Linked DNA regions of Mus musculus: regions 1 and 3 are each linked to region 2. Evidence: chromatin loops called from intact Hi-C (ENCODE). Cell type or tissue: heart. All regions are shown on one strand.

Region 1 (8,000 bases), 260 kb after region 2:
TCTTATTATTGTTATTATTTTTTTTTTTACAAAGAACTACTTAAAGACAATTCTCTGGGATGCATGCAGCCACATACCATATACTTACATAAAAAATCCTTTATTGAGTGATTAAAATTTTCCCCCAGATTTTCAAATAGAGCCTCGAGATGAGAAAAGAAAGAGAAGCATGAGGAGACACAAGGGAGATGAAAAGTGGGCAGCAGAAGAAAAGTATGGCCCACATCATGAGGCTTTATCCTTTCACAGAAAAACAAAGGCAAATGAAGGTCCAGACAAGAAAAAGAAACCAATAACAGCCAGAGAACCAACAAGAAATTCACTCTTAAAGGACTGATATTAATGTGAGGCACATTTTCTTTGCAAGTCATATTTAATTAAATTGCGAACTGATGAATTACATTTTTAAAATTAACAGACTGTTGTTGTTTTGTAACCCAATTGACAAAAATACTGTAAAGAATTTGGTGAAATTCTGTGACATTATGAAATATTTGTTTCCAAAACCTTGATCAAGAAAATAAAGCATCAAACGAGATTTGTTCAATTCCAGTGCCCTTAATTACATTGGGTGCCTTTAATTCCAGTAGGTGGAACCATGGGGAAGAGGAATTCAAGGTCAACCACTACAACATAAAAAGTTTGGGGCCAGCCTGTACTACATGACACCCATATCAAAAAAGTGTAAATAAACATATAAAGTATCAAGTATGCATGCATTCATAGAATAACCCTAACGGTAAAATATATTCCTATTCTTCACACTGGATATGACCTTCTGGAAAGGTTTAGTTCAAGCAGGACCTTAAGGCAGGTTGTTCTTTCTGGGTAAGGAATTTCTTATAAAAGTTAATGCCCTCGGTAGAGAGAAGCATGGCATAACCTCTAAGGAGAGCTCAAGCCTTTGTGAAGTAGTTCAGTCAATCTCTTCTTACAGGCTGCAGAGAAAGGGAAAGGTTCCATGCCACATGACTGATGAGAACAAGTTGCATCCACTCTGCTTATGAGTCAGCTATGAGGATGGGTACAGCAAAGATCTAGAGAAACAAGGCAGTTGATTCCATGAAGTCACTATAGTTTCAAGAGTTATCCTAATTCAACCAGAATGCAAGAGCTTCACAAAACAACAGAGCCCTGGCTCACATCTCTAATTAAATTTTAGTTTTTATTTGATGAATAATAATTTATATAATATACTGTTGGTTTGATCACAATGATCATTCAATCTGGAAAATGTAACATTTAGAGCTATGTAGTCATAATTTGAATACTTCATTTCTAATAAGTATATTTTTATAGAATAGATTACAAAATAATGAAAAGATTAAAAAAATCAAGAACACTGTTATATTTAGGAAAAATTTATTACAAACAAATTAAATGAGTTCAACAAATAAATACAACAATGTCCAGTTTCATACCACGGCAAGAATTCTTGGCACACTTCTCTGTAATAAATTGTCAGTGACAAGTCATAGTTTCATTAAAACATCACTGACTACATTTAAAAGAGCAATTTTATAATTTTGGGTTAGGTTTTGTTGTTGTTCTTTTTTTTTTTTTTTGAGACTATTTCTTATTATGATGACCATGACTGAAATTTGCATTATTTGTAATTATGTGAATTCCTGAGAAAAAAATATATAACAGTCTATGTTGATTTCATTAATGATCCAGAAAATGTAGAGCTGGCTCAGTGGATAAAAGAGGTATTGTATAAACATGAAAATAAGAGTTTGGATCTGTATAAAATTGAAGAAGAGAATACTTGGAAGTTTGAAGTCCTAACACTTAGGAGAGAGAGATGGAGATTTCCAGGGATAGGCTGGCTGGACTAGCCTCAGTCAGGAATTCCCCGTTTGCTAAATAACATGGAGAGCTATCAAAGAAGACACTCATAAGCAAAGTCTGGCCTCCACGGGCATGTGCACACACATGCAAGCACACACACACATAAGAACACAAAAACATAGACACACACACACACACACCCACACACACCCACACACACACACACACACAAGAACACAAAAACATAGACATACACACACACACACACACACACACACACACACACACACACACACACCCACACCCACACACACACACACAGAATGACTGACAAAGTGATCCTACTTTGAAAGTAAGAGTATCCCAGTGGGGCTTGGAACATTATTTTTCTGAAATAGAATTAACCATCCTTGTTGAAGCAATGTTACTTCCAAGTCCACATTTGTACTCATTTACATTGGCCACTGTGGTCTAAAGAGTGATTAAAGAGAAACATTACTTCATTTTACATTTCTATGATAAATGACTCATTATATTTTAATTAAGTTATTATTCCCTTGTAATTTCAATGATTTTCTTCTTAGAAAGTGCAATTCTGGTGAAGCTGGTTTTGTTTACATTTAGCATGTCCATTCAAAGGAAATGTTTAAACTTTTCTTTAATTATGGATTTTACACACTGATTTATTTTAACACTAAATGTGAAACATCCTTTTTAAGGATGGCGTCTTAGCAAAAACATTCACACACATGGCACTTTCATTTTCACCACAGTCCATTATGAATATATTAGGAGTCCTTATTTTCTTAAATAATTAGTTTTATTAGGGATATAAAAATAAAATAGATTAAATCACAGTACATAATTGAAACTTATGGTACATGGTACATAAATGTAGCCATCTGGACTCAGACTAAGAAAAGAAAAAATATGTTTTTTGCTGATATGTTCTGGTCTGAACAGATGTTTCAAAGCCCACATGGAGGATATGAACCACTTAAAATAACACGTTTGAGGATCAGCACTAGAATTATCAACAGCAAATGGCTGTTCTCATTGAATTTAATGAAATTGCAAATAAAGATAGGATTTCAGAGAGTTATAACAATGGAAGACAGTTGTAACCAATCTCCTAGTCTCCATAACACTGCTCTATCATAGGAGAACGATAAGTGTGCAAAATGTCCCACATATACTTATGCTAAGAAAAATCAGGAGGACAGTGTGTAAGTGTGTGTGGGGGTGGGGGGAATAATGTGTGTGTTTGTATCTGTGTGTAAGTCTGTGTTTGTGCATTTGAGTTGTATCTGTATGTTTATGTGAGTATATCTGTCATAGTGTGTAAACATGTACACATATCTCGATGTGTATCTCTGGGTTATGTGTCTTTCTCCCTGTCTGTGTGTGTTTGAATAACTGTGTATGTGTGTGACTATGCACTTGCCTTTGACTGAGTGCTCTGTCTCTGGGTGTTTTTGTCTCTCTGTGTGTCTGCTGTGACTGTGTATTTGTAGGAGTATGTACATGTCTATCTCTCTGCGTATATGTGACTGCATTTGTCTGACTGTATCTATGTGTATATTTATCTCATTTTCTGCACGTAGGAACAATGTAACTGTGTGTGTGCAATTTTAAAATAAAGGCCTGTTACACATGCTAAAGCTTCCCTGTCAATAACTTTCCACATTCCTTCTCTCAGTTGAAATCTAAGAATAACATTTCCTCTATTTAGGGACATTCCGTTCTTGTCTCGCCCATGAATAGCTAATTGCTCCTGACATTCCCATGTGACCATGACTTCAGCTCTTTAACCCACACAGAACTCTTTCCTGCTCTGAGTGTGACTGGGCATCCTGCAGTTAGCTTCTCTTAAACATTGCTTCAAGTAGTTTTAAAGGAAGATTGGAAGGCTGCAGTAAGATAAGGAGGAATTAAAGACATTGCACAAATAAAGATTTAAGCTTGTTTCACGTAAACTTGTCTTTAGATTCGTTGGGTACTTTGTTGGGCAAATATTTTCTGGTGAGGAATTAGATAAGGAAAAAGAACTATCCTGTCCATACTGAGTAGTATCATGTTGGCCTTGGCATTGTAGCTTGGTGTCCATATAGATTCTAGGCCACTGCTGTGGCACAGGAAATGCAATGAAGCAAAGGCTGCAGACATGTCTAAAATTCCCACCTTGAATGGAAGTATAAATGCATAAATGGGTCTTCAAAAACATAGAACAGGGATTTTCAAGAAAAGGAGACATGGGCGCAGTGTTTCTGAGAAGCATTCTATCACGCCACCTATCCTCATCACTGAGAGTTCTCTGTTACAGAGCTATGACTACAAATTCAATCTCTGATTTCTGGGCTAGGCTAGAAGCCGTGTTTCTCTCTTAGATTACCACATTCTAGAGTGTGTAGTGTGCAGTGTCCAAGGCACAGTCTCCAACATAAGGAGGAAGGACCGCAGTCATGTCAGCTTTTTAGAGAACAGCTTCTAGGCAAGAAGACATAATCAGAGGCAGAACTTATCCTGGGCTTTACACTTGCTTGTTTAGCCCAGGGCCTTGTATACAGACACTCAGCATAACCCCCAGGTCCAGGCAGCCACACTTACCAGAACCTTTACTTTATATTCCCGGTTTCCATCATGAGCTCTGACAGCTGGGTCCTGCTTCAGATTACCATCACCAGACAGATATACAGGGCTGTATGAATTATGCAACACTGTAACCAAGTAGAACTTTGCTTATCCCTGTGCTGACCATACAATGTTTGGTCCAAATATCTGCTCTTCATCCACCTGAGCACATACATGTGTGAAGTGAGAGTTAATATTTGTAAAATCAACTTGAGATTTCTAATCCCTGCCTAACTACATTGTGACTACATGACTTCAGTCTGTTGTAATGATTAGGTTTTCAAACCAAGGTATGTCAGCATATTTTCACTACACTGTGGTCCAAGAAGAAATAAAAAGTTTCAAGAAGGCACACTAAAATTGAAACTGACAACAGATGCCCACCCCAAAGTCACAGATGACTGGTGTGTAGTGGTGACCAAAAGGAGAAGAACAGCTCTGTCTTCTGTGAGTTTCAGGCCAGTCTGCTCTATGGATTAGAGAAAGTGTCCAGTCTTTTACATGACAATTGTTTTTATTTGAAAAGCAAGTACCAGCAATGTACCTACCTCCCAGGGTAGTTGTAAAACCTAAGAAGTTCATTCATGCAAACAAGTAGAAAAGCCTGTCATTGGGAAACAAAATCAAAACAAAAGAAACCAACAACAAAACAGTTCTCTTTTCAAAGGGAATAAAAGATGGTTTATTCTGGAGCCAAATATGAGTAACCATGACCCAGGAACACAGATATAGGTCACCCAAAATAACATGTCATAATGTGGTGACGGTTGCAAGATGTTTCTACATCAATCAATCAATAGAAATGATAAGTTGGAAGATTTTCAAATGCACTGGAGGAAATATGCAGTAGGTAGGATATAGAAAAACAGGAAAATCTCTTATGGCTTTCAATATCACCTGATGTTTGGAATGGTAGATGCTAAGGATCTTTGAACATTTTAGAAATGATTTTACCGAATAGTCCCAAGGGTGTTATGTCAAATACAGAGATAGACAATACATAGCTATCAAGAAGGCAAAGAATATCCAAGACAATTTGGCTCTAGAAATATTAACCCCCAGCTTTCCACAGTCATGGAAGTTTTAATCAGTTGCTAAGCCTTGCAAAGTCTTTAACACAAATTTGCATTATTTTTTTCTTGGAAATTCAGCTCCTAGATACCAGGCTTCTAATAGTTCCACACATCTTCTATGGTTGCACAATTCAGACCTGGAAGACAGACATTATACATATGTATACACACACACACACACACACACACACACACACACACACACACTCACTCGTATATATGACAGAGCCAGAGTGAATGTTCCTGGCATAGAGGTAGGAAATGAAAAGCTGACTTATACCCTCAGAGTACAGAAAGATGGAGTTGAAACTGTGGGGCCCCGTGGAAGGGGAGGTTAGGGAAAGGACATGAGTTTTCATTTCCTCCTCACTGTTGTAAATTTCTTTTGCCATTATTTTATCACCAAAATGGAGTATGGAGGTCCATCTTAACAGGTGACAGGTAACAATCAGCCAGTGGTTGTTTCTGTACTATTGCCATGAGCAGAAGACATTATCTGCAAACAAAATTTCATTTATGGACAAAAGTTGGAGTCTGATCCTTGTAACTGAGAATTTGTGTGGACAGCCTGTGGCCAATAGAGTGGCGATAGAGTAAGGAGTGTGCAGTAGAAGGGGATACTGATATGCAAGGGAGGCTCAAGCCCCCTGAAATTCGAGGCACTTCCAGTTCTGGGGCTTGTCCTCACTAAAAGAATCTGTAGAGATTGCTAGCAAATGTTACTTTTCCTATTCTCTTAACATTCTCTCTGTCATGCAATTCATTAATCAGTTGGTGAAAAGAGTCAGAACCCGAGATCATAGCAGATTACATTCCGATGTGCTGCAGAAATACCTGGATAGAGTAAAGGCATTTGTTACAACATATTGGTATTTATATACTGAGCTGGATCATACTCCAGTCCCTCTTCATTCTGCATCTTCTGTAACAGTAGGCGCGTCACCCAGCAGATCAGTAGCATAGCTGTCCTTCAAAATGGGGATAGTATTATGCTCTCATATTGTAGCTCCCTACAACTACACATTTAAATGTAAATGACCCTAATCCCAGTATTACTATAAATAAAGATGGAGAGACAAGGTAAAAGATGCCCCAGAGACTTGCCGAGCCAAGAAATACTAGGGATGTATTTCTTCAAAAGATATGTATTTACAAAATGTTCTACTTGACATCTTTGAGTCCGATAAGCAGTGTTACTTGATGTGGAATCTGTATGATAAAGTTTATCACCTGCACACCAACACAATGGCACCTTTTGGCTTTGACGTCAGGCATTCTTTGAACTCCATTTATACCCTGCAGTCACTGACTGATGCCTGAGCTACCCCATGGTTTATCATTAGCCCGTCTTCTTTTTACTGTGCTAATTTTAATGGGTAACTGATATGGAATCCTGTTAAACTGTAGACACATACAATTCCCTGAACATGAACAAATTTGGTTTTACTTCTTGAAAGTTTAGATGATTCTCTAACTCTGTGCATCTGATTCAAACCATGAACGAGCATGCATAGCATCCCCTATGGATGCTGCTTAATTAAAGTTACCAGCTTCCTGGAAGGAAAATTCATATGCAGCACAATTTGAGTGAAACACACAGAGCTCAGCAGTTTACCTGAGGTCTCCAAGGAAGGAATGTGGCACACATTGACCCAAAGCAGGTGATCATTTCCCACCACACTAATAATCTCTCTAACCCAATACTCAGGCCTCCTGCAAATCCAGTACCAAGTTAATTCAACAGCCATCCAGATATATGGGGAATTCAACAGTATAATGTGTACATCTTCAGCACAAAACTAGACTTTGTGTGAATGAAATTATAACCGGGCTGGAGAAACAACTCTGCGTTAAAAAGTACTGACTACTCTTTCAGAGGACCTGGGTTTCATTACACCAACATACTAGCTCCCAGGTGCATGTAGCTCCAATTCTAACTGATCTCAACCCTCTTCTAGCCCCCAGGGCACAACACCTGCATATGGCAAATAGCACACATGCAAGCAAGACACCCATACACATACAATACAAATTGTAAAAAGTGAGAAGATGTTATAATAAACACTGGCCTTTATAAGAGTTTAGAGACTTGAGAAAAGCTAAAGGAGTTGAAAGAGTTTTAATTCACATTTTGAAATCTGCATACTGCAGGCAGGGGAGATGGCTCTGTGGATAAACCGCTTGATATACAAAAGTGAGAAAGGTCAGATGTAATAGCATGTGTTTGTACTCATAGCATTCCTACAGAGACATAGAGGTGGAAACAGGAAAATGCCCACCTAGCCTGGTGAATCAATCAGAAAACAACAAAGAGGCTGTACCTCTAACAGTGTGAAAAAGGAGAGCCAACACCGAGGTTGTCCTCTAACATACACAGAAGCTCAACTATACACACACAGAGCACATTTAGAAAAAACAAAGGAGAATTTTTTAATTAGTGTAGGAGTAAAAATAGCAGACAAAATAAAGTGTCAAGGGAGGATTGGACTCTTGCAAATATGTGTC
Region 2 (8,000 bases):
CACCTTTGAGAAAGTGTTCCTTCCCTCCTTGTATTCCCTACTTTGGTGCATCAAGTTTTTGCAAGATTAGGTGCATCCTCTCCCACTGAGGATGACAAGGCAGTCCTCTATTACATATGTGCCGGGGGTGGGGGGTGGTGGTGTTTCAGAACAGCCTGTGTAGGTTAGTGTTTTAGTCCTTGGGAGTTCCAAAGGGACATGGTTAGTTTACACTGTTGGCCTTTTTTTTTTTTTTTTTTTTTTTGTAAATGAAGAAAATACCTAATTAAAAAAACAAACAAACAAACAAACAAACAAACAAAAAAACAAGTAAAAAAGGTATTCTTATCTTATAGCCAGAGGGTAAATACTTCTGAAAATAAAACTTAAGTTTTGGTTAGACCAATTGTAGCCCACACTAAATTCCAGAGCGTAAAGGGCCTTTTTAATTAAAATTAGAACAATGACTCTGAACCAGTTGGGTCCAGGAATTTGGGATTAGAATATGTGAGCAAATTTTGGTGAGGATATGAACATAGAGTCCTGCCTTCTGACAGCCTTTCTTGCAGTCCAATGTAGGCAGAGTCTATTCTGTCACAGGACTTCAGTACCACATTCTAACATGCAACTCCCACCAATGGGAATTCGATCAAGATTCCTGCTAACCCTAAAAGTCTACTACAATTATTTCATTTCCATTGAAATCTGTAGTTAGACTCAATTCTCAAATTGTGGTAGACTGATTCACACCCAAGCAGTTGCATGTCTGGCCAGTTTTCATCAGCAAAAATAGGGGTAAAATGGCAGTGTATCTTTAGGGCATTGTATTGAGACTGAAAATAAGCAAGAAATGGAGCATGTCAAGCTGAACATAGGGATATGTTTCCTGACTCAGTGTTTTAGATTTGGAAATGGGATGGCTTTAATTAGTATTTGGTTGATTGAACCGAATAATAGACCCAGAAGCAATTTACCCAAACTGGAGTTGAAATGTATACTATTCCTGTTGTATAGAGAAAGACTCTCAAAAGCAAAAGTGGATTTATAATAACAAATCAGCTCACATACTTGGACAAGCCCTTATTCAAGATTTCATACTTGATCATGAACCCTAAAGTTACAGTTCATCATAACTAAGTATAATTTTATTCATCAAAGTACTTTTTACACTTTTAAAATTTACATATTTATTTTTTAAATTTTTTATTAGATATTTTCTTTCATTTACATTTCAAATGATATCCCAAAATCCCCTATACCTCCCCTCTGCCCATCTATTTTTATATATTTTAATTTACCCTTTAAGAATTTAATACATGTGGAATTGTTTCTGTCCCATTTCTCCATTAGACTCCTGGATCCACACAGACATCCTTGCAACTTCATTTTCCTCGTCTTCTTATTTTTTTAAATATAAATAAGCCACTGAATTTAATTTGTGCTCTCCACATGCACATGTATGTGGGGACATGCACAGAAGCATGGTCAACCAACCACAAATTACAGCTCTAAAGAAAGCTGCCTTTTCCTCCCCTGGCAGTCCTTTGGGTATTTATACTTTTTAATTTAATTTTTTTTTTACATTTCTAAAAAATTTTTACATGTACTTAAAAATTCTGAATACAAACAAGATTGACACTTTCAAATTTTACTTAGCTAAGATAACTGAAACTCATTTAGGTTTGTGAATTTTTTCCTATTGTTAAAAATAACAAATATATGTGTTTAGCCATCCTTTCAGATGGATGAGACATCCAAATGATAGTAGATCGATGGTAAATGTATTCAGCTGTAAGCAATGCATTTAACAGCAGCTGAGGATAAATATTAATGAAAAATAGTTCACTACACAAGCTCGACATGAGAAGTCATTAGGGATATATCTACGATAAAAATACACCACAGCCTGACTGCAAAGAAAGTGAGATGTGTGGGAAATGACTTCTACAAGAGGGCAAAGTTCCCTGGAAAAAAAAAAAAAGATAGTTCAATTTCCTCTCCCCAAGCTGTCTTTTTAAAATAACATGACATACCACACATTTTGACACAACTCCACATGACTCAGGGGCCTTTCTTTAAATAAGACCAGAACACATTCATGGAGCCTGAGTCACCTCTAACCCTCCGAACTTGGTGAAGATTACTGATCAGCCCTCATTCCTAAGTCAGTACGGGAAAGTTCTGATTTGGGCAGTTAACCGAACATTCTGTTTTGCAGTAAACAAGTTATGGTTTTCCTTCTTTCCTTCTTGCCTCACCCAAAAAGGGAAAAAATGCATGTAATTTAAAAATGTGCTTTTCTACAATAAACAAAAACTCCTCATTTCTTCAAACTAAGCGATGTTTACGGAGATGACTTAGAAATATATGAGAAAATAAATAACTCATTAACATAGAAAATCAATCCATGATAGGCTCCCTTTGGAAAACTGTTTCCTCCGAGATAATTAATCCAGGAGAATATTTGTTCTTCCAAGATCAGGGAGATCCTTCTAGAGAAGGCTAAAATTTAAGACTGTTCTGAGGATGGAAAGTGAAGAAATGCGGCTGCGCCTCTTTGTTACACACAGCACTCATCACATACTGGGGTGTTTGTGATTTCACAATCCTATCCACAATATTAAAAGCCTGTATTTTCTGTTTGTTTTTTTTTTTAATAGCTATGATACAGTGGGATATGGTAATGAAACTGTTGAACTTTCAGGAGGCTAGATAAGGTATTGTCTTTTCTTGCTAAGCTGTAGTCTTAATTTCCCTTATTTAAAATGATAAAGGTAGTGTTTACATCACATGTGAACAAAAATATCTAATGCATACAGACATCTATTGTTTGGATTTTGTGTCCATCACAAGAGTTAAGAGCAACAAATAAAGAGTTGTCATGCCTGACCAAACTCTGAAGGCTTTGGAACTTCACTCACTGGATATTTCCAGGGATGGGAATCAGTTGACAAAGACTTGTGGTCACTTCCTATGAATGATGTCTTTTCCAGGAAGTGGTATACCCATTACCGTCTATAGTATTATGTGTTAATCATTTCGTGTCTCTCTCAGGTATTCAAATCATCAGCCTGAACAGTGATGGCTAGATGGCTGTGATTGCTCTCCAAAACTCCTGTCCCATTTCCCCAGTCATCACTAATATACAGAGACAGAGACAGAGAGAGAGAGACAGAGAGAGAGAGACAGACAGAGACAGAGAGACAGAGAGACAGAGAGGCAGAGAGACAGAGAGAGGCAGAGAGACAGAGACAGACAGAGACAGAGACAGAGACAGGCACAGGCACAGGCACAGGCACAGGCAGGCACAGGCACAGGCACAGGCACAGGCACAGGCAGGCACAGGCACAGGCACAGGCACAGGCACAGGCACAGGCACAGGCACAGGCACAGACACAGACACAGACACAGACACAGACACAGACACAGACACAGAGACACAGACACAGACACAGACACAGACACAGGCACAGGCACAGACACACACTCAGACACAGACTCGGGAACAGACAGAGAGACAGAGTAGGGATTCAAGCTTTTAACTTGAGACAAGATTTCTTTTTTCCTCACAAACAACCAACTCTTTTTTTATATATCTCATTTCCCCCTTTTTTATTAGCTATTTTCTTTATTTACAATTCAAATGCTATCCCAAAAGTTCCCTATACCCTCCCCCTGTCCTGCTCCCCTACCCACCCACTCTCACATTTAACAACCAATTCTTACCATCATATAATATAGCAAAAAAAAATCTTTCAAGAAATAGTCATGTTCCAGGTGAGCCAATGTTCTTCACAGGTCTGAAAGAACACATCCTGATGGGAAATGACTGTGTGTTGTGTTCTTTTGAAAGGCTTATTGACAAAAACAGATGGTGCAGGTGTCTGCCTGCAGTTGTAATTGTAGTGACCTTCCTGTAACTAAAACAAACACCCAAACACCATCTCATCTCATCTCCTGGCTGCCATTAAAAGTCTTACTTTTTTTGTCCTGGAAACAAACATTTTTAAAATTTTAATAGAAAAGAAGGAATCAAGAACATATAAAAGAAGGAAACACGCACTCAGGTAGAGAGAGAGAGACAGAGAGAGGGAGAGAAAGGGAGAGAGAGACAGACAGCCATCAAATAAATAAACAGCACAAAGGCTCCTGTGGTTGTCAGGCTCAGATACTGAAGATCAGACTTAAGCAACACATGTCTGGCTGCTGAGACAGAGGGACTGGAATAAATCCAGCAAGGACACATCTGGGAGTGCCAGTGTGTGAATGCAGTTTAGCTGGCCTCCCACACAACAGGAATTCCACCAGAAGTATGTGCTCTGGGTGGAAGAGAGCAAAAATGTGTTCAGAATATCACTAAGGAGACCCAGATGCATTATCTCGGCCAGAGTGCAGAAGACAGTGCAGAGAGTGAATGGTTCCCAGACTAAAGCAGACAGTGTGCTTTATTGACATTGGTGGAGCTGGGCATCGGAAAGAAGGGACGAGAAATACTCAGTATACTGAGAAGGATGAGACGCTTGAAAGCATCAGGACATATTTCCGGAGCTTTCAAAACCAATAATGTCTGTGGCATTTTGCAGGCAAAGAATGATCAAATTAAAGGCATTTTAATCTTCCTGCTCCAGGTTTTGGCTGTCATAAGTTCACCTTTAAAATATCAAGGCAGTTGCTCCTCCTGAGTTTGCTTCTCTATAACAGGTTGTTTTTATAACCAACATACAATTTTCAGAATGAGTTTTGGTGCAAGAAATATATTTGATCTTACAGTTACAAAAGTGTTTTTGGCTTCCAGACTCACTTTGAAAGAAGACACATGTGTGGGCTATCATGTGTGTTTATTTGCAGAGCTTTGATCTTTTAAAATGTGTCTTCAGTAGCTTAGTTCTGCTTAAATACTCCTAAATTTTACCATTATAAATAAATAAATATACATACATTTATATTTGTGTTTTATCATTTTTTAATTCACAGTTTAAATAAAAATATATCTTTCCATTAATACAGAAAAATAGTTGTAGATATGAACATACATTTCAAATAGTCATCCTCCCACAAATTACATGTCTAGTCAAAGGGGACTTAACAAATCCAGCAAAACGCTTTTCTGAACTGTGTCAATTCTGTTTACCTGAGACATTTTAGTAGTTCATTCTCTCAGTTGGATGCATATTAACATGTATAAGCTAGCTGTGACATCATATATCAATTTAAATTTTTATAGTGTATAGCTTTATTTTTTATTAGATATTTTCTTTGTTTACATTTCAAATTTTATCCCCCTTTCTAGTTATCCCCTCAAAAAAAATCCCCATACCCTCCCCCTCCCCCTGCTCCCCAACCCATCCACTCCCACTTCCTGGCCCAGGTATTCCCCTATACTGGGGCATAGAACCTTCACAGGACCAAGGGCCTTTCCTCCCTTTGATGACCAACTAGGCCATCCTCTGCTACATATGCAGCTAGAGACACGAGTCCCACCATGTGATTTCTTTGGTGGTTTAGTCCCAGGGAGCTCTGGGGTTAGTGGTTAGTTCATATTGTTGTTCCACCTATGGGGTTGCAAATCCCTTCAGCTCCTTGGGTACTTTCTCTAGCTCCTTCATTGGGGACCCTGTGCGCCGTCCAATAGCTGACTGTGAGCGTTCACTTCTTTATTTGCCAGGCACTGGCATAGACTTACACGAGACAGCTATATCAGGCTCCTGTCAGCAAAAACTTGTTGGCATATGCAATAGTGTCTGGGTTTGGTGGTTGTTTATGGGATGGATCCCCAACTGGGACAGTCTCTAGATGGCCATTCCTTCCGTTTCTGCTCTGAACTTTGTCTCTGTAACTCCTTCCATGGGTATTTTATTCCCCCTTTTAAGAAGGACTGAAGTATCCATACTTTGGTTTTCCTTCTTCTTGAGTTTCATGTGTTTTGCAAATTGTATCTTGGATAGTCTGCATTTCTAGGCTAATATTCACTTATCAGTGAGTGCATATCATGTGTGTTCTTCTGTGATTGGGTTACCTCACTCAGGATTATATCCTCCAGATCCATCCATTTTATATAAATTCATTGTTTTTAATAGCTGCGTGGTACTCCATTGTATAAATGTACCACATTTTCTGTATCCATTCCTCTGTTGAAGGACATCTAGGTTCTTTCCAGCTTCTGGCTATTATAAATAAGGCTGCTATGAACAAAGTGGAGCATGTGTTCTTATTACATGTTGGAGCATCTTCTGAGTATATGCCCAGGAGAGGAATTGATGGATCTTCTGATAGTACTAGTCCAATTTTCTGAGAATCTGCCAAGCTTATTTCCAAAGTGGTTGTACCAGCTTAAAATCCCACCAGCAATGGAGGAGTGTTCCTCTTTCTCCACATCCTTGCCATCATTTGCTGTCACCTGAGTTTTTGATCTTAGCCATTCTGACTGGTGTGAGGTGGAATCTCAGGTTTGTTTGCATTTCCCTGATGATTCAGGATGTTGAACATTTTTTAGGTGCTTCTTAGCCATTTGGTGTGTTTTATCATTTTAAAACTTCAGTAATATCTTTTATCAGATAATCCACTGTGAAGAGGTTATAGAGGTGACAATTGGCCATGAGAACTTTTCCATTTTATTCTCAAGGTGTGTGGCCTTAGCATCTTGTCTGTTAGAATTAGCCTAACTTGCATCTTTCTATATACATACCATAGTGTTTCCCATTGTGGTCACACACACTAATCCTTTTCTTCTCTGCTGGCTACAAGGTTACAAGTTTAATTGCAATACTAACATCATTAATTGATGGTAATGGTATCAATAATTTTTAGAGTTATCCACCTGGAAGAGCAAGTTGTTTATTTAACAACCTAACAGCAAAATGAGTGTAGTAGTTTGAGTATGCTAGGCCCAATGAGTGGCACTATTTGGAGGTGTGGCCTTGTTGGAGGAAGTATGTCACTGTGTGTGTGGGCTTTAAGACCCTCCTCCTGACCATTTTTAGAGTCACGTGTCTCCTATTGGCCTGTAGATGAAGATGTAGAACTCTCAGCTCCTCCTGCACTATGCCTGCCTGGACACTGTCATACTCCTTGATGTTAATGGACTGAACCTATGAACCTGTAAGCCAGCCCCAATTAAAGATTGTCCTTATAAGATTTGCCTTGGTTATGGTGTCTGAACCTACTGGTAAAACACTAAGACAATGACTTACATAAATTGAGCAAGGGTGCTTCAAGAATGGGGTGTGTATGTGTGCATGCATGAGTGTGTGTATGTTTGTATGTGTGTGTGTGTGTGTGTGTGTGTGTGTGTGTGTGTGTGTGTGTGTATTTGGGTAGTGTTCTCATGTCTTAGTTAGGGTTTTACTGCTGTGAACAGACACCATAAGCAAGGTGCCTCTTATAAGGACAATATTTAATTGTGGCTGGCTTATAGGTTAAGAGGTTCAATACATAATCATCAAGGCAGGAGCAAGGAAGTGCTTAGGCAGAGCTGAGAGAGTTCTACATCTTCATCTGGATGCTGCTACCTGAATACTGACTACCAGGGAGCTAGGATAAGGGTGTTATAGCCCACACCCTCAGTGACACACCATCTCCAACAAGGCCACAGCTTTTACTCAAGTCACTCCCTTGACTAAGGGTATACAAATCACCACAACTCATGCATCCTTTGCTTACCTTCATCTCTCATTAGACATGGTCCTTTTTAAAGTAGAGTCTCTCACTGAAACTGGAGTTTATCCTCTGAGCTAAGCTGCCTTTGTCCATGAGCTCTCTAAGAAGTGAAGATATAGACTTGCATCTCTGCATTGGTGATGGAAATGGACCTAAGATGTGCACATCAAGCACAGCCCATTGCCTATTCTCCAACCTGAGTGAGAGTTTTACGATGGCTGAATAAGTAGGTTAAAATGATAATGGTCCATCCTCTTGTTTCTTGAAACTTGTGGCAAAATTTATGATTCCTGGGGGTTAAATAAATGGCTCAGTAGTTCTTGCAGAGGTCTCAGGTTTGGTTCCCAGCACCCATATGGCACCTT
Region 3 (8,000 bases), 270 kb after region 2:
ATAAAACAAATTTGAAAAGCCTAAAGAACAAAAATAAAACTGTGCTCTGCAATAAACATCAATTCAGTTCAGTAACTATCTCCCAGTTCACAAGGAAGAACACATATTCTCTACTTCCCAATAGAAACATAATTAAAGGCTTTTTCATCACATTGTTCCATTTTGACACATAAAATGATGTATGTCACTCAATGAAGCCAGTGCTTGAGTGTTCGACTCAATAACTTTTCAGGTCTCTACAGACAAATAAATAATGTCATAGATGTTGGGTACTGAGTGGTGACATGGCATCCAGTGCTTGCCGCTCTGGTACTCTCTATTTGGAAAGCACTATCAATAAACTTTAAGTCACTGTCATCATCAAAACATTATGAGCCTCAAGGAACAATTTTTCCTGAGGTGAGAGAATAAGCTAGCTCCTAAACCCTTCACATTATTTGTCTGAAACAACAGCCATCCTTTCCCAATGCCATAGAACGAAAGAAGATGCTCATATTTCACTAGGAATCAAGGATGAAATTGGCAATAGATCGCAAGACTGGATGGACAGTGGTGTTAGGAATAAAGTGCTTAAGAATGAAAAATAAACGGAATCTACTGCCTTCTCTGTGAGCTATACACTTTGCCTTAAAAAAAAAAAGATTTTCTCTGATTAAGTAAGTTGGAGAATCATTAAAGTGAAATGAAAGCCTACTGAAAGGCTTCCTGGAAAAGATGTGAATAAACATGCTTCCACCCCAGAAAAAAAACAAAAAAACAAAAAAACAAAGAAATGACTACAACTCAAACCAGTTTGGTGAGCCTGTGAACTTCATTGGAACTACCAACGGGAACAGTGGAACTTACAGTAAGAAAACTACTACATACTAAGTCCCTAACACTTCCTTATAAATCTATTATTAAAAGTTTATACATCAAAAAGAAAACATTTCATTCAAGGTTGAAGTTAATAGCTATTTTGAATTTGTTCTTGTATGACTAGTTTTCAAAAATTCCTCTCACCTCAATAAGCCTACTTAATGTTTTGATATTATTGCTATTACTTATTCCATAATAAATATGAATAAATCATATATATGTATATATGCATATGTACATTGTCGCTTCTGTCTCCGACCAGCAGAAAAGAGCGACGACACAGCGTTCTTCTCAAAGCAGTTTATTCAGGAACCTTTCAACATGCAAGCAGGAATCTCCCCTAGTCCCCAATCGCAATCCCTTATATCACCCCTCAGCCACGCCCCATCAGCCCAGTCCGCGCAATCTCAGTTCATTGGCCTTCGTCAAATGGCCTGATCTTGTGTCATGGTGTGCCTGCGCAGCTCTCACGATGGACATGGCTTATTTTCGGGTGTATGAGGAAGTTCTAGGTGCAAGTCATAAGACTTGGCTGCAGTCCCGGGCGCCATCTTGGGACTATTGCCACACCTGCTCCTCACAGTACATGTATATATGTGTGCGTGTGAATATATATATATATATATATATATATATATATATATATAATACAGCCACATCACCAAATATCCCTACCTCAGCATATATGACATGGAATTCCCTTGTTTGTATAGCAGGAATTGCCACTGCAAAGTCTTTTCTTCCCCAGCAGCTGATTACTCGGTATAAAACATTGAGGAGAAGCCTTAAAGTCTTGTGCCTTTCTGAGCTTTATGGGTCTTGTAAATTTCATGACGTTCCTGAGCCTTATGAGCTTTCCTTTGTCTTCCAGGAAGAAGTGTTCAGTTCAGAGAAAATTTATCTACAACAGAATACAGTCATTATGTCAATTATCTTTCCCTTTTAGGACTGAACGTATTTATAGCTTAGCATTTTTCAGTGATGTTTGCGATGGTGCCAAGAAATGGAGATGAAAGTTATTTCCATAAAACCCCACATGTTTTCCTTACAAATAGATGGTCTAAATCAGCTTGCTCTTTGTTTGTACAGTACTTGTAATTGTTTATACAATACTTGTAACTTCTTCCAGTTTTAAAATATGATGTGCTGTCAGGGGGAGAGGAGAACAGATTCTAAGGGATGCAGAGAATGAATAAGTCACTAACAGTAATCTAAGCAGCTCATATTAGGAACACTCGACTCAAGAACTTCCACCATAGAATTTTTCTGCACTGGTCGTTTCTTGGTGTCAGTTTCTGGGCATTGAATGGAAATACACATTTAGCACAGCAAGCTCCAACTGCTATCCTTTCAGCTTCTGCTCTAACCACACCCTTTGAGCTCTATAGATACAGCCATGATGTCAGGAAAACATGCCCAATAGTTAATCTGTGAATATAATGATGGTCAAGACACCAGCCATCAGCTCATCCAGGAAAAGTTCTAACTGCTGTGTTGGCAGAGAATGGATGATCACCTTTAACAACGTTCCCAGGTTCACAGACTTTGATGCCAGTGCCTAGATTATTCTTTGCATAGAAACACTGTTATGTTTATCAGCTTCAAACAAGAATCCAACCATTTGAAACACAAAGGACAATGCCAACTAGAACCCAATAATGACTTAAAAACCAAGTGACCAAGTTTCTACAAGCGCGTCCCAGTTCCTTGTCTTTCCTTTGTGTTAGTAGGTCCACAAATCTTCTGGTATTTAAGGTGATTCTCTCCTTGGCTGTGGTCTTTACTTCAGTGAAGCTCTTACTGTCCCAACAACCTGCCTTCCTTATGACAGTTAAGCACACTTAGAAGCTGGTTTTTCTAATAGCATGGGCTCCCTATAGGGCTCAAACACGGTTTTCTGAGCTATTTCTTCCTCTGCAGCCTAGGAGCAATTATGACAATAGTAGATTCTTACTGTTGACAAATTCCATGGAAGTGTTACTAGCCCCTCCCCATGTAAATATTTTTTACATGGAAATCATCTTACCAGTAGACCAAAAAAAAAAATTCTTGGGGTGAGGAGATGACTCAGCATCCAAAGAGGCTATAGTAAAAACACAAGGCCCTGCGTTCTGATTAACACTCTGAATATCAAAAGCAGCCGCAGCTGCTTATATTTATAATCCCAGTGTCAGAGAGGTAGAGACAGAAGGAGCTTGGAGGTCACTCGTCAGCCAATCTAGCCAATCAGTGATCTTCAGTTTTTACAAGTGACCCAGTCTCCAGATGTAATGAGAAGAGCTATTAAGAAAGAGTCAACAACCAACCTCTTCTCTTCATATGTACTCCCAGACACACACACACACACACATACACACACACACATACATATAAACAGGCACACACACACACACACACACACACACACAGAATATTAATGTGATCTTATGCAAAATGAACAGAAAATCACGTAAAATTGATAAGCTTTCATTTCTGTTCTTTTTTTCCTTCTAGTTGAGTTAAATGAACATAACCTTGATTCTGACTTTCTTGAAGCATTATAACCGATCATTTAAAAATATTCCTAACAATATTTTCATTAAGAAATACGAAGGGCAATTGGGCTAGCTTAACTAGCCATGCAATTCTGTTCATTAAGACATCTCTTTAAAAACAGCAGGAAGAGTTTCCCTCTTCTTTTAGAAATCACTTTCCTCACTGGTGTCTGTTAAGTCCATGAAAGCGAGTGATGTATTTTTGAATTGTATTTTTTAACATTAAGGGCAAACATGACTGAAAAGACAAAATGTGGCCTATGTTTGAAATAATGCCTTCAACAAGGCTCTATCTGTGGGCTCCGCTCTGTAAAATACCATTTTCTCCTAGGAATCCACAGTGTTCCCGGTAATAAATGCAATTTCCTGTCTACATCTTCCTACCTCAATGGACAGGCACAGTTTCCAGGGAGCACACCTCAGAGGTCTTCAGCACTGGGGGAGCTATCTACCTCATGGCCTAATTATGAAGTTTCCTTCTCTAATCTCAAATCATTTCACTCTCATCCTCCTCCTCTAGGCAGCATTTTTCCACAAGGTTATATTCATGAAAGTTGGCATCATTACAATTCCTATCAGTCCTGTCCTGCTCCCCTGAGAAACAGACTGGGTTTCCACAGCACCACTCTCTCTTATGAGGAAGGAAGAAGAAACAAACACTAGGCTGTTGACGTACTAGGAAGTTTGCTCTATTTTTGTCTACAATTTTTGACCTTTGATAGAGTAATGGATATGAACTATGTAGGAGAGAACACTTGTAATGCGAGGCTTGTAATGCGAGGAGCCGATTTCTGCAGAATAGAGCAGACTGCTCACAACTGATGTTTCTGCAAGCTTGCAAAATGCAGTCTCTCTCAAACTCTCTCTCCCTCCCCCCCTCGCTCTCTCTGAGTGTGTGGGTATGGGTGTGCATGCGTGTGTGCCTGTGTGTGTGTGTTGAAATTTAGTAACAGTATTGTAGGAATATTACAGCAGATGATTCCATTTTGAAAAATTAGGATCCCAGAGCATGACGCTACTGACATTTGGGAAGAAGTGGCAAGAGGGTCAGGAGCTCAAGGCTAGACTCAGCTAGACAACATGTTTAAGGCCAGCTTGGGCAACACAACAATGCTGTCTTTAAAATAAAGGAAGAAAAGCAAGACAAGAATGGGCACAATGCAGAGCATGACACAAAGCTGGAGAGGAAGGGTGAGCTGGCCACTTGTAAGAAGGCTACTCAGTATCCATGGAACAGGTTGTTCCTGAATGACCATCATGGTGAAGTCACTGCGTAGGAGCTACAGGGAATATAGGATAAAATGAATACAACGCCATGAGATCATCCCCTCATGCAGTGGAAGGGAGGAAGCATTTAAAAGAACTAAAGTGCGCACATAACAACAATTTGAGGAAGTCGACTATGCGTGTGGTAAGAATGGAATGTGCTAGAAAAACAGGAAAGTGCCACAGGCCAAAGTAAAGAGTCATACATACTAACATTCTAAAGCCCAGGTCCCTGATAGGGTGTTAATAATTCAGTAATATAATTAAATCGTGTTAATAGCTATTCATATAATCTTATATTGGACAGTTCACTAAGTGTTTTGGTCACTTTTATTTTCCCTGACTAAGAATGTTAAAATTCATGAGTTTAAAATTCCCTCATAACATTATGAGTCCAAGATTCTAAGGTACTCTGAGCAATAATAATAGAAATAAAAGTAATTATCCCTGATCTAATTATGGTGTAATTAGGAAGCAGATGATGTTCGAAGGCTAATGGGCTGCTGCTGATTTTCCTACCTGCTGGTCCTGGAGCCTGTAGGATGCACTCACAAATGGATTTTGCCTTTGAATTAGCACAGTGATTACTAGACATTGTTATTCTGTCCCCCACTGTCCGCTAAGTGGCATTCAATTAATCATATGAAATGCTGACTCATAGGTTACCAAAGTCTTCATTCAGACGAGATATGTCCATTCAAGTCAGATTCACAGAAATTCTTAATCCAATGCACACTAGCAGAATGGAGCTTCTATGAAATCAAGAGCCCACTTGGCTGGGTACAGTCCCTTAGGGCTTTGCATCCTTCACTGAAGATACTATAGCAATATTTCCTCAGCACCCATATCTTTATATTGATTTAATTAGAATAACATTGAAAGATCCATTGGATGCAGTCTGAAGACAAAATCTAACTCTAGGAATAAAACAGTCCAGTGTGTTACCTGAAGCTTTGAGGTAGATAAATTTAGTAACTAAATAATTCTTTAATAACTACAACAGTATATTACCAGCTCAAGTCTTCCAGTAATGTTAGAGTATATGGGGTACTCTCAGTGATATTCCTTGTTGTGGGCTATGGCAGACACTTTCACAAAGTATCCCAAGACATGCTTGTCAGTGAAGTCATAGATTTATTCATTTTTAAAAAGTGATTTTATATGTCATCTAGTCAAAGCATCATGTCCCAGCATTCCAATTTTCTCTCTAGACTGGCAGTTAGAGTCTCCTTTCTGGTCTCCTCTCCAGCTAAGGTGAGCAGGTAGGTGAGACATACTCTCTGTTCACAGAACATTCAACTCACTGGACCAGAGATTTCCAGCTGCTGCTGCTGATGCATCAGAGACCAGTGACACAGTCAGATCCAGTCAAAGATTACCCGGACCACTTCAATAAGCTCCCAGAGCATCATCCTCCCTTTCCCCACTGTCATAAAGTGTTCTGTGGAGTAGATTGTTCTCTTGTGGTAGCAATAAATAATTGATTTCCCAAGCTTAGTTGGAAAACCTATATAGTCTACAAAAGGCTCCAACTGGAAGAAGTAAATGAGTTTCATGAAGGAAAACAAATTATATATTTTTCTCAAGTTAAGACGATTCATTTGGAAGGTACTTTTACATAATCATTAACTAAAATTATAGCTTTCATTTTTGTCCTTTGCAACAAGAAATATCCTTTATTTCTTGCAGTTCATAGAGATTAGTCATAGTTTCTCCTCATCCCATAATAACAAAATCTATCTTGGAGTATGCTTTCTCAGGGTCAATAGAATAAAGACAATGTGTTAGGCCTTTCATCCCAGGGGAATACAACCTCAGTCAGAAAATAACTTTCCTAGTCCAGGCCATAAGGAAAAACTATCTAGTTAAATAAAAAATGTCCAGAGCCACCTTGTAAATGTCCAGATCAATCATTTTTACCATGCCTTGGGTATTGAAAAATGCATGACCGTGACTGACCCTGGATGTCTTGATCTCTTAAAATACAGTTTTCTTTATTGGTGAGCCAACATGCCGTGTATCAGATGGAGAAGTATCTATCCACACAGTAAAACTGTTACCATATGATTTTGTTTATGTGTGTGGTTCAAATCTTTAAATAACAATATAAGATTGTAGATATTCAATTCTATTTCAAATTATAGTACCGACTAGTCTACTTGTATAAATATGGCTGGGGGCATGTTTTGCCAATAGAAACAACAAGAGGAAGAAAACAGGGATGTGGCATGTAGTTTAGTAATAGAGTGATGCTCTAACACGTGAGGCTCGTGGTTCAACACTCAGTACCAATCAGTGGATGTAGCTGTGGAGTTCTGCACTGGAAGACTGAATTTAACAGTAAACAAAGCATTTAGTTGAGTATTTATTAACTGTTAGAAATGAGTTTTAATTACATTTGCTGCTTATATTAAGATGACAGAGACCTTGTGCTGGGCTTTATCCAGAACAACTTACTACATGTGTGTGTATGTATAGAATAAAGACAATGTGTTAGGCCTTTCATCCCATGGGAATACAACCCCAGTCAGAAAATTATAACTTTCTTAGACGGGCTATAAGGAAAAACTACCTAGTCTGAGTAGGGACACAGAGTAAGGGTATTTTAGACAAACTGCTTGGGTTCCTATCTTAATGGTTGATAAATAAGAATTTAATGCATGTGTTTTGACCCAAAGCAATTATTGTTCTTGTCTGAGTCAAGAAACTGTAAAAGATTGGGTAGACTTGAACAGACAAGGCTGTTTTTACTTGTATGTTATATGTATTCAAATAAAAAACATTTTTGGACCTAAAAAAAGAAAACCATAGGGTCCAGGCCTGTTCTCAGCAGACCTGAGTTCAGCATATTCAAATCTCTGATGCTTTCATTTACACACCAAAGACACCTGTTTTAGTTTTTCTTCCCAGTGGCTTTGTTTTGTTTGTTTGTTTTTAACATATATCCATTATATAACAGTCTTTTTAAAAATCCATTTTAAAGATATTTATTTTTATTTGTTGAGGGTTTTTGGTCAATATGTTGACCAAAATATTGAATACTTTTTATTAGATATTTTATTTATTTACATTTCAAATATTATCCCTCTTTCTAGTTTCCTCTCTGAAAATCTCCTACCCTCTTTCCCCTCCCCCTGCTCCTCCTCTGCCTCATGATCTTTCAGCTTCGCTTTTCTGGGTTTGCTATTGCTTTTGGTGACTGCAGCCAATTGGCTTTTTTTCCCCTTTGGTGTTAGAAGCTCAGTTATGTCTGTCACATCCCACGACTTAAACATTCCTTGAGACTTACTGACTTTTCAATCTTAGGGCTGCACAGTGGTGGCTCTTCATTGGCATCCTCAT

The links. Peaks named below come from ENCODE experiments on the same cell type or tissue, not always from the same donor. Only the 100,000 strongest peaks of a DNase experiment are listed, where the experiment ranks them.
Region 1: it touches region 2 in a loop (4-fold over the local background); 4 of 42 quality-filtered maps call a loop at or near these places.
Region 3: it touches region 2 in a loop (2.9-fold over the local background); 4 of 42 quality-filtered maps call a loop at or near these places.

The regions. Positions count from the first base shown.
Region 1 is chr13:5,600,839-5,608,838 of GRCm38, forward strand. No RefSeq gene overlaps it. Among named protein-coding and RNA genes, the nearest start is that of Gm40661, 51 kb to the left of the region's middle. In heart, no CTCF peak of the experiment used is centred here; a DNase peak (open chromatin) is centred at 3,593; H3K27ac peaks cover 1,749 bases.
Region 2 is chr13:5,343,874-5,351,873 of GRCm38, forward strand. No RefSeq gene overlaps it. Among named protein-coding and RNA genes, the nearest start is that of Gm40659, 89 kb to the left of the region's middle. In heart, no CTCF peak of the experiment used is centred here; DNase peaks (open chromatin) are centred at 2,088, 3,838 and 4,238; H3K27ac peaks cover 554 bases.
Region 3 is chr13:5,610,313-5,618,312 of GRCm38, forward strand. No RefSeq gene overlaps it. Among named protein-coding and RNA genes, the nearest start is that of Gm40661, 61 kb to the left of the region's middle. In heart, a CTCF peak has its summit at 3,881; DNase peaks (open chromatin) are centred at 4,069 and 4,689.